Regions from separate parts of the Homo sapiens genome. Here region 1 is linked to region 2. The links are chromatin contacts, found by Hi-C in ENCODE. All regions are on one chromosome and are shown on one strand. The core of a region is the stretch at or near the end of the contact, and the rest is flanking DNA. Distances in the headings are between cores, read along the strand shown. Region 1 holds the start of SAAL1 (serum amyloid A like 1). Region 2 holds the start of PRMT3 (protein arginine methyltransferase 3).

What was found. Hi-C counts contacts between places; a loop is a spot of excess contacts on that map. Pooled maps may share reads with other maps.
Region 1: a pooled map shows a loop between it and region 2 (8-fold over the local background). The contact joins the promoter of SAAL1 here to the promoter of PRMT3 in region 2. A Hi-C loop is called at or near these places in 5 of 50 pooled maps.

The regions. Positions count from the first base shown.
Region 1 is chr11:18,103,754-18,108,494 of GRCh38, reverse strand. It overlaps SAAL1 (serum amyloid A like 1), which reads left to right and starts at 2,413. Exons shown (of 12, transcript NM_138421.3): 1 at 2,413-2,588. The coding sequence starts at 2,454. It also overlaps the pseudogene HIGD1AP5. RefSeq lists enhancers at 2,208-2,257, 2,408-2,667.
Region 2 is chr11:20,384,903-20,389,046 of GRCh38, reverse strand. PRMT3 (protein arginine methyltransferase 3) reads right to left here and starts at 1,331. Exons shown (of 16, transcript NM_005788.4): 1 at 1,273-1,331; 2 at 893-1,028. The coding sequence starts at 1,300. RefSeq lists enhancers at 461-510, 366-972, 973-1,580, 1,454-1,623, 3,503-4,004 and silencers at 1,061-1,620, 3,937-4,137.

The sequences.
Region 1 (4,741 bases), core at 1,164-3,663, 2.3 Mb after region 2:
GTTTTATCTAACAACTGCTGAAACAACCTACTGTGACTCTAAGACTAATTTTACCTGCTGCCATCTCTCACCAATCCTAGCTTGCAAGCTCCCCCAAACCTTACTAAAACCAATAAAATTTCTTTCAAAACAACGTGTAACATTTCTCCTTTTTATAAAAGCCCCAACCTTCTCTTTGTACTTCAGATATATTGAAGACGCCCACCTGTCTCATCTGTGTGTATGCCCTGAATTGTAATTCTTACTTTCTAAATCAATTGCTTTAAATTTAGAGATTCATCTCTATGTTTTGTTTGACTTTGACGTAAGTATCACAGTAATTCTAGGCAAACATTGGACACCTTCATTATGTTTTCTAATATAGTTATGACTGAGTATTTAAAATATTCATGTGGACATTTTATTTTAAATAATTTCGGCCGGGCGCGGTGGCCCGCGCCTGTAATCCCAGCACTTTGGTAGGCCGAGGCGGGCGGATCACGAGGTCAGGAGATCGAGACCATCCTGGCTAACACGGTGAAACCCCGTCCCTACTAAAAATACAAAAAAAAAATTAGCCGGGCGAGGTGGCGGGAGCCTGTAGTCCCAGCTACTCTGAAGGCTGAGGCAGGAGAATGACGGGAACCCCAAGGGGCGGAGCCTGCAGTGAGCCGAGATCGCGCCACTGCACTCCAGCCTGGGCGACAGCGAGACTCCGTCTCAAAATAAATAAAATAAATAAATAAATAAATAATTTCATGTCTCCATTCCTGTTTGGTCATTATATTGATATTTTTGAAATTTCATGTGGAAGTAGCTTATATCATCTATAAATTTAATTCCATTAAATCAAAGTGGGTACTTGTAAATCAATTCCATCATAGGTAATTTTTTTAGTTTAATGTTTACGATTCTTATGGAGAAAGAAGTGTTTTTCATTTACCTTTGCATGGGTGCTTAAAATACACATTTCTATTTCAAGATGACACTGAAAAATTCTTCTAATATAACAGCAGCAAAAATGTAATTCTGCAATTACAAAAGTGCTAAACTGAAATCCATAATTAAGGTTTTCTCATGTTTACAATTGTGGTTCTTTAATCAATACTAATACTATGCAGGTCTGTTGTAAGGTTTCTAGATTCGGTTTAAACACACGCACACAATACTGTCAGTTGTAGGAGGCTTTACAAGTTATATTTCATGCACTTTTTTTTAAAGAGTTCTAAAAGAGCCAACCAGTCCACAAGACAGACAGAAAAAAAGTTAAATTAACTGGAGTAAATTGGACTCTTAACATTCGAAACATGCAAGATTCTGCAGCAAACTGGGAGTACTTCAGGATTGGCCTGCTATCTTCCTTAGTATTAATTTCATCTTAACAGTTTAAGAAGTTGGACATTTTAACACCATCAAGCGCATTTAGGTGACGTGTTTCTTGTGTGTTAACTTGGCTCCCCGGAATGATCTAGTTAGTGAACTAGTCACTAATAATTTGGTCACCAGGCAAATCAAGCCTACACGAAAGGAAGCGACTATTCAAAATACCGTAGTATCATCTGAACCTACCCAAATAATTTATGTTCAACATAAACATGTAACTTCAATAATGAGATGACTCATTAATGAGTCAAGCTCCTCCAACAAGACAAAGACAACATCTCTTCTTCTAAGGTTTAAGTTTTGCATAGAAATCCGGATACATGGAATAGCCCATACCAACAGTCATTGCTCCTACAACAAAGCTGGACTGCCACACGCATGTGGATCAGGTGACGTGATATTTTAGTATTTCCCCTGCTTTTCAATTTGTATAATCCGTATGCAGCAACTACTGCAAAACCTGCCATTCCAATGGGGACAAATGGTGCCTCTTTAGTTTTTCGAATCACTTTGGATCCCTGGAATCCCTCACAAGCCATCCAGCTTCCCCTACGGATATTTTTAGGAATGGCAACAGTGGCCAGAGATCAGAGGATTATATTATTAGGGTTATACAACTTTTATATAAAAAAAGTGGCTTCTGACCAGGCGCGGTGGCTCACGTTTGTAATCCCAACACTTTGGGAGGCCGAGGCAGAAGGATTGCTTGAGCCAGAAGTTCGAGACCAGCCTGGGCAACATAGATCAGAAGGCGAATAGAATAAGTCCGCTAGCTTTGAGATTCACATCTGTTCCTGAGGCTTCCTCACTGCTCCCCACCCTTCCTTCTTCAATCAGTCTAAGAGCTCCTGGAGAAATGGAACACCTGATTCAGTGAGGGTGACAAATAATTATGAGTATGTTCGTGCCAGGGTCCTCGATAGGATGGGGTGGGGGAGGTCAAGCCGCCTTGGCAGCTGGCCAGGCTCCGAACAGCAGATGGCGCTGTAGGGGGAGTCCCACCGGGTACGCCGGGCGCTCTGGCACTAGGGCGCCGGTCGTCTCCTCCGCAGCTTCCGGCACGGCCTTCAAGCGCGGGACGCGACAAAGTCATGGACCGCAACCCCTCGCCGCCGCCGCCGGGTCGCGACAAGGAGGAGGAGGAGGAGGTGGCCGGTGGAGACTGCATAGGGAGCACGGTCTACAGCAAACACTGGCTCTTCGGCGTCCTCAGCGGACTCATCCAGGTGTGGAAACTCGCGCCACGCGTGGGGTGTCCCTACATCCCCCAGGCACCGGGGCTCCGCCTCTGGCGAATCCTCCTGCCCCGGGAGCCGCCATCCCCACAAAGACCCCTCCCCAGGCGTGCGCTGCGGGACCTTGCTCCTTGCGTTTCGCCGGCCGCTGCGGACCCCAAAACTATCTGGGCCCCCTCGGGGTCTCTCGACACAAAGGGAAGTATAATGGTAGGGATGCTGAAATACTTGCCGTTCTATTTTGCTTTCCCAAGTTCTCCAAAAATACATGATCGTGTAACTGCATTCCTCGGGTTTTGCTCCCCATCCCCACTGTCATTTCTGAAGCCCAGGTCCTTAATTTATGTATTTCATGGACTATCGTTGTAATAGAATAAATGGTGACTTTAGGGTTATACAACTTTTATATTAAAAACGTGGCTTCTGACCAGGCGCGGTGGCTCACCTCTGTAATCCCAACACTTTGGGAGGCCGAGGCGGAAGGATCGCTTGAGCCAGGAGTTTGAGACCAGCCTGGGCAACATAGACCTGGTTTCTACAAACTTAAAAAAAAAAAAAAAAAAAAGCCGGTCGTGACGGTGCACGCCTGTAGTCCCAGCGACTCAGGAGGCTGAGGCTGGAGGATCGCTTGAGCCTGAAGTTGGAGGCTGCAGTGAGCTATGATCCAGCTTCTGCACTCCAGGCTGGGGGACGGAGTAAGACCCTGTCTCAAAAAAACAAAAAACGCAGCTTCCTTACCCACTAGCTGCAGGTCACCTAACGGCTCAGAACCTCTATTTGTCCCTTAATTTCTATAAAATGGGATTATAATATTTATATTATATATAAGGTTATTGTGTAGGTTAAGTGAGATTATAATGGCAACAGAGTGCTTAGCATGGTGTTTGGCTTATAGGAGGCTGTCAGTAAATGTGTTTTCTTCCCCCCATGTTTCCCTAATTGGTTCCTCTCCTCCTATTGTCTATCCTCTCCAGTCAATTTTCTACACAGCTGCCAGAATAATCTTCTTTAAAGACAGGGCTATTCATGATACTGCTCTTAGTTCTTTTTGCCTGGGAGAAAAATGCATGTTTCTTGAAGTTTGGAATCCAGGGCTGTTTGTACATTTTCCAGCCTCATCTTCTCATGATACACTGTGTTCCATCAACTCTGAACTGTTCACCATCCCCAAACATGCTAGGCCCTTTCTTAACTCTGAACTCTTGTGCTTTCCTCTGAATACTCACTTCTCTCCTTCTTCACATGACAAACTACTATTCTTCCTTTAAAATTTAGCTTAAATATCAGCACCTAAGGGAAGGTTCCCCATCTTCTCCTAGGAATAGGTCATTGGTCCATCGTTTTTGCTACCAGAACTCTTTGTCCACAATTCAGTTGAATCACTTTGCCTTTTCTAATATGACTATCCCTTTACATGTCTTTCCCCACTAGATCCTAAAAGTTAAAAAAAAAAAAAAGCTTAAATGTAAGGGATTATATCTTACTTGTCTTTGTATATCTACCCCAGTGCCTAGCAACAGTATTTACTTTGTGAATGTTGAAAGAGTAGATCTACCCAAGGTACTACATTTTTAAAAGAAGATTTTTGCAAGAGAAGATACTTTGCTGATAGCCTCTTTGTGACTTCTAAACGATTATGGGTTAATATTAAAGTAAGTGCTCACTTAACATCAGTAGGTTCTTGGAAATTGTGACTGTAAGCAAAATTACTGATAATGAAACCAATTTTACCATAGCTAATTGATATAAACAAGAGTTAAGTCCCTGTGGCATATTTCTGGACACAAGAACATCACCAAACTTCTAAATGAGGACCTAAAACACTTCTAATATTAAACATTGAGATAAATGTGAGCTATAATACGTTTAGGAAAGGTTAATAAAAACAAGATAATTATTCACCCAGTTTTGGTGAGTTAGTGAGTGATGGTGGTTGTAGTGATTATCACTACAACCTTTATTCTTTGATTGTGTTAAATCAAGGAATAAATGTTTACAAAGCAAAAATGATCACCTCTTACTACTGTACAGTCCAAAAACAATAACAAATAAGGCAGGCTTACTGAGCACTTTCCTACCACATAATTATTGTCACGCATCTCTATGGTTATTGTCTTCTTTACAGATTTTTGTTTTATAATAAT
Region 2 (4,144 bases), core at 82-2,581:
GGTACCACTGGTGCTCAATAAATATTTTATGACAACTAGAATATATACAGGCATTCTATCTACCCAATGGGGCTACAGATGAGAACACTAACGCACCACCACTCAGCACCATGCCCAGATACAGGGAACACTGGAAAATGTATTAAAGTAACACCGGCCAATGCCAACCGGGCCTCTTTCATGCCTACTTGCCTAGGACAGGAGCCAAAGCTTCCCAAGACTAACAGGCAGAATTTTAAGTGGCAAGAATGTGAGTTTGGAAATAAGCACACCACAGCTTTGTGACCTTGAGCAAATTATTGATACTACAGTCTTTTTCCTTAAGTGAAAAGTCCTACTTAAGTAAGGTGAACTTCCTTCTTAGACTATGGAAACCGCTCAAATAAAAAAGAAATGTTTCACCTGAGAAGCTCTGTACTGGTCAAAGAATTAGCATGGTAAAGCCGGAAGGCTCCGTAGGGATTATCTAGTTCAGGGTGGCTGCCAAATATGTTACTCGTTAGTAGTAACTCGTTAGTAACTTCACTGTTACTTCCGATCTTGTCCTCATAAAAACAGAATATTCTTAGACCCCATCCCTGACTTGGAAGGATTCAGGTGCAGAGTTCAGTATCATTTTGTTTTCAGCGTCTCAAGTGACAAGATTTGGGAACCACAGATTCAATGCACTACCAGTCAAAAGCTTGCAGTACAACCGGCCTTCCAGTTCACGGTTCCCCCTCTCTACTACCGAGGGTCCTCCTTCTCCACAAGCCCTCACCCCAGACCAGTGGTTCCAGAATTCAAAGACAGGCCACTCTGGCTTGCCTCCCGCCCGAAGGCGTTCCTGGGCACACAGACCCCACGCGCCCGGGCACCCTAGGGCAGAGGCCAGGCGCTGAGGCGGACGAACCTGTTACAGAACAGGCAGGGGGTCTGCTGCTTGCCGTGGGGGAGATCTGCATCGTCCTCATCCTCCCAGGCGGCCTCGTCCCCGCTGTCCGACAGTTCTGGCAGGTCCTCCTCATTCTCCACAGCGCCCCGGCCGCCTAACACACACACACAACAATCAGATCGGCCTCGGACACCGGTGCGGCCCGGGGGCTCGAGGAGCAGGTGACGATGGGCTCTCCTCCGCCCCGTTCGCCCGCGGCCCTCACTCAGCACCTCCTTCATGATCCCTGCGAGCCCCCCACCCTGCCCGGGCCCGTGTCCCGGAGGGTCTTCCACCGGCCCCACAGCGGCGCGGCCTGGGGCTGGACGAGCCGGGTGCTGAGGGGCCAGGGTACCCACCGGTAGCGCCTGACGCTAACGAGCACATGGCTGTGGTGCCCCGAGAGCCCGGCGTGTCTGGGGGCGGGGACCGGGTTGGGCAACGAGCGCGCGCAGCGGCCGCCGACTCCAGGAACGAGCGCGAGCACAAGCGCGAACCCGCGGCGGGACCCGGGCTCCGGAAACTTCGCAGACCGCCGGGAACGCCGAAGCGCGCGCGCTGGCTCGCAATCGCTTCCGGCCTCGAGGCGCCGTGCGGGTCACGTGAGGTGGGGGCGGGGCGAGAGCGGGGGCTCCGCCTCCTCCTGCCGCAGGGTTGGCGCAGTGCGCGCTGAAGAGGCGCGCTGATGACGGTTAATGTTGCAGCCCGGAAGATGACTTTTGTCTCCTCCTTGGGTTGCGGCAGGCGTTAGTGGGAGGTCGCGGCCCGCTGCTGTGAGCCCCAAGGCAGAGAGACGTCGCTGCGGTTTTGGGGTTGGCATCCTGTCCTCTGTGCGCCCCTTTTTCCTGGGATGAGCGGTTAGCGGAGGGGCGATCGGCCCATGACGCCCTCTGGTGGCGGAGGAGGCCAAACGCTGGAGGCTCGGCTGGTTTCTGGGCTCCCAGGTCCTGGAGGGGGTGCAGCTGGCGAGAGGGAACGAACTGCATGGGCCAGGGTGGGTCTACTGCAGGGACAGATAGGTGTCAAACCCCCCAAGACGGATTTTAATCTTTGGTTAAGTGAGAACGTGAACTCTAGAGGCAGCCTGCTGGGTTTGAATCCTACCCACGTCACTTTGTAACTGTGATCTTGGGCAAGTTACTCGACCTCTCTCTGCCTCAGTTTCATCAAATACAAAACAAGGATAATAACTGCACTTGGGCAGGGCACGGTGGCTCACGTCTATAGTACCAGCACTTTGGGAGGCTGAGGCGGGCGGATCACCTGAGGTCAGGAGTTGGAGACCAGCCTGGCCAACATGGTGAAACCCTGTCCCTACTAAAAATACAAAAATTAACCAGGTGTGGTGGCACGCGCCTGCAATCCCAGCTACTTGGGAGGCTGAGGCAGGAGAATTGCTTGAGCCCGGGAGGCGGAGCTTGTGGTGAGCCGAGATTGTGCCACCGTACTCCAGCCTGGGCAACAGAGCAAGACTCCATCTTAAAAAAAAAAAAACAAAAAACAAAAAACCTGGACTAACTTCAGAACTACAGTAAGGATAAAACGAGTTAATACATGTAAAGTGCTCAGACATAACTATTTAAGCCAGGGAGTGATGCTCTCAGATGTGTTGAGAAAGTAACAATCTGGCTGCTGTGTGGGGAAGAACACAAATGTTCCCCTGCCTGCCTCATGCCACGTCCCTTTCTTCCTTTCCTTATATCTCTTCAAACCATAGAACTTTTTTTTGTTTGATTTTTGAGACGGAGTTTCGCTCTTGTTGCCCAGGCTGGAGTGCAATGGCACGATCTCAGGCTCACCGCAACCTCCACCTTCCGGGTTCAAGCGATTCTCTTGCCTCAGCCTCCCGAGTAGTTGGGATTACAGGCATGCGCCACCACGTCCGGCTGATTTTGGATTTTTAGTAGAGACAGGGTTTCTCCATGTTGGTCAGGCTGGTCTGGAACTCCCGACCTCAGGTGATCCACCTGCCCGCGAGCCACCGCCCGGCCCAGAATTCTTGCTTAGGAGGGAGTGCCCCAGGCTCTAGCAGAGTTTATCTAATTGGCCTATCAGGCCCTGCATAATCCTGCCTCTTTCCAATGGAACCCTTCACCTTGGGTCCCACCCTTAAGCCTTTTATTTACTGCTAATCATTGAATGTTCTACACATGGGTAGGTCCCTTTGGTCTCAACCAGAAACACTTTCCTCAGGCCATTTCTAAAATAGTTTCCACCATTATTTCAGGAGTATCCTGTTAGTTTCTTAGCACCCACCATTTGCTTACTTGATTTTTTTTTCTTTTTTGGTGATACCCCACAGCACTGAACAATAAGGGTAAGTAAGGGCCATGTCTCTTTACTTTCATTTCTCTGGCACATAATATGTGGCCTGGCCCATAGTATTAATAGATACTGAATGTATTCACTGAATAAAAATGATGCCTTATATTATTGCTAAATGTACTTCTAAATGTACTTTTCTCCCTTAATTGTAAATTCCTAGAGGACAGAATCCATTAAATATTAGTTTTTGTTTTTGTTTTTCTTTGAGACAGAGTCTCGCTCGGTTGCCCAGGCTGGAGTGCAGTGGTGCGATCTTGTCCCACTGCAACCTCCACCTCCCAGGTTCAAGCGATTCTCCTGCCTCAGCCTCCCAAGTAGCTGGGATTATAGGTGCTCACCACCATGCCTGGCTAATTTTTATATTTTTAGTAGTGACAGGGTTTCACCATGTTGGTCAGACTGGTCTTGAACTCCTGACCTCAAGTGATCTGCCCACCTCGGCTTCCCAAAGTCCTGAGATTACAGGCGTGATTGACCGCACCCGGCCCAAATATTAATTTTGAAGCTTTCTTACATCCTAGGACATTGCCAGAATAGCTGCTGGCTCTCTTGAGTTGGAGTCATCGTTCATGGATGCATCCCCAGTGCCTGTGTGCTCAGTGGCACATGAAAGGCACTGAATAAGCATTTGCTGAATGAATTAATGAACACTTGATTACCTGGGCCCATCCAACTTTTCCCTTCATCCTTCCAACATAAACTTTTTCTGTCTGTGTAACATTTGGTGGAAAACTTCCTGAATCCCTTAGTACTAAATGGAACACCCAGTCCATTCAGTGTTGACAATAAAACAAGTTAACACCCATTGTGGAGGAGTGATTGGGCCAGAGTCTTGTTCCTTAGTAAGTTCATATCTCACCACAATGCAGAGCTCAAGAGAGGGCTGCTTTTCTCTCTACTCCAAAG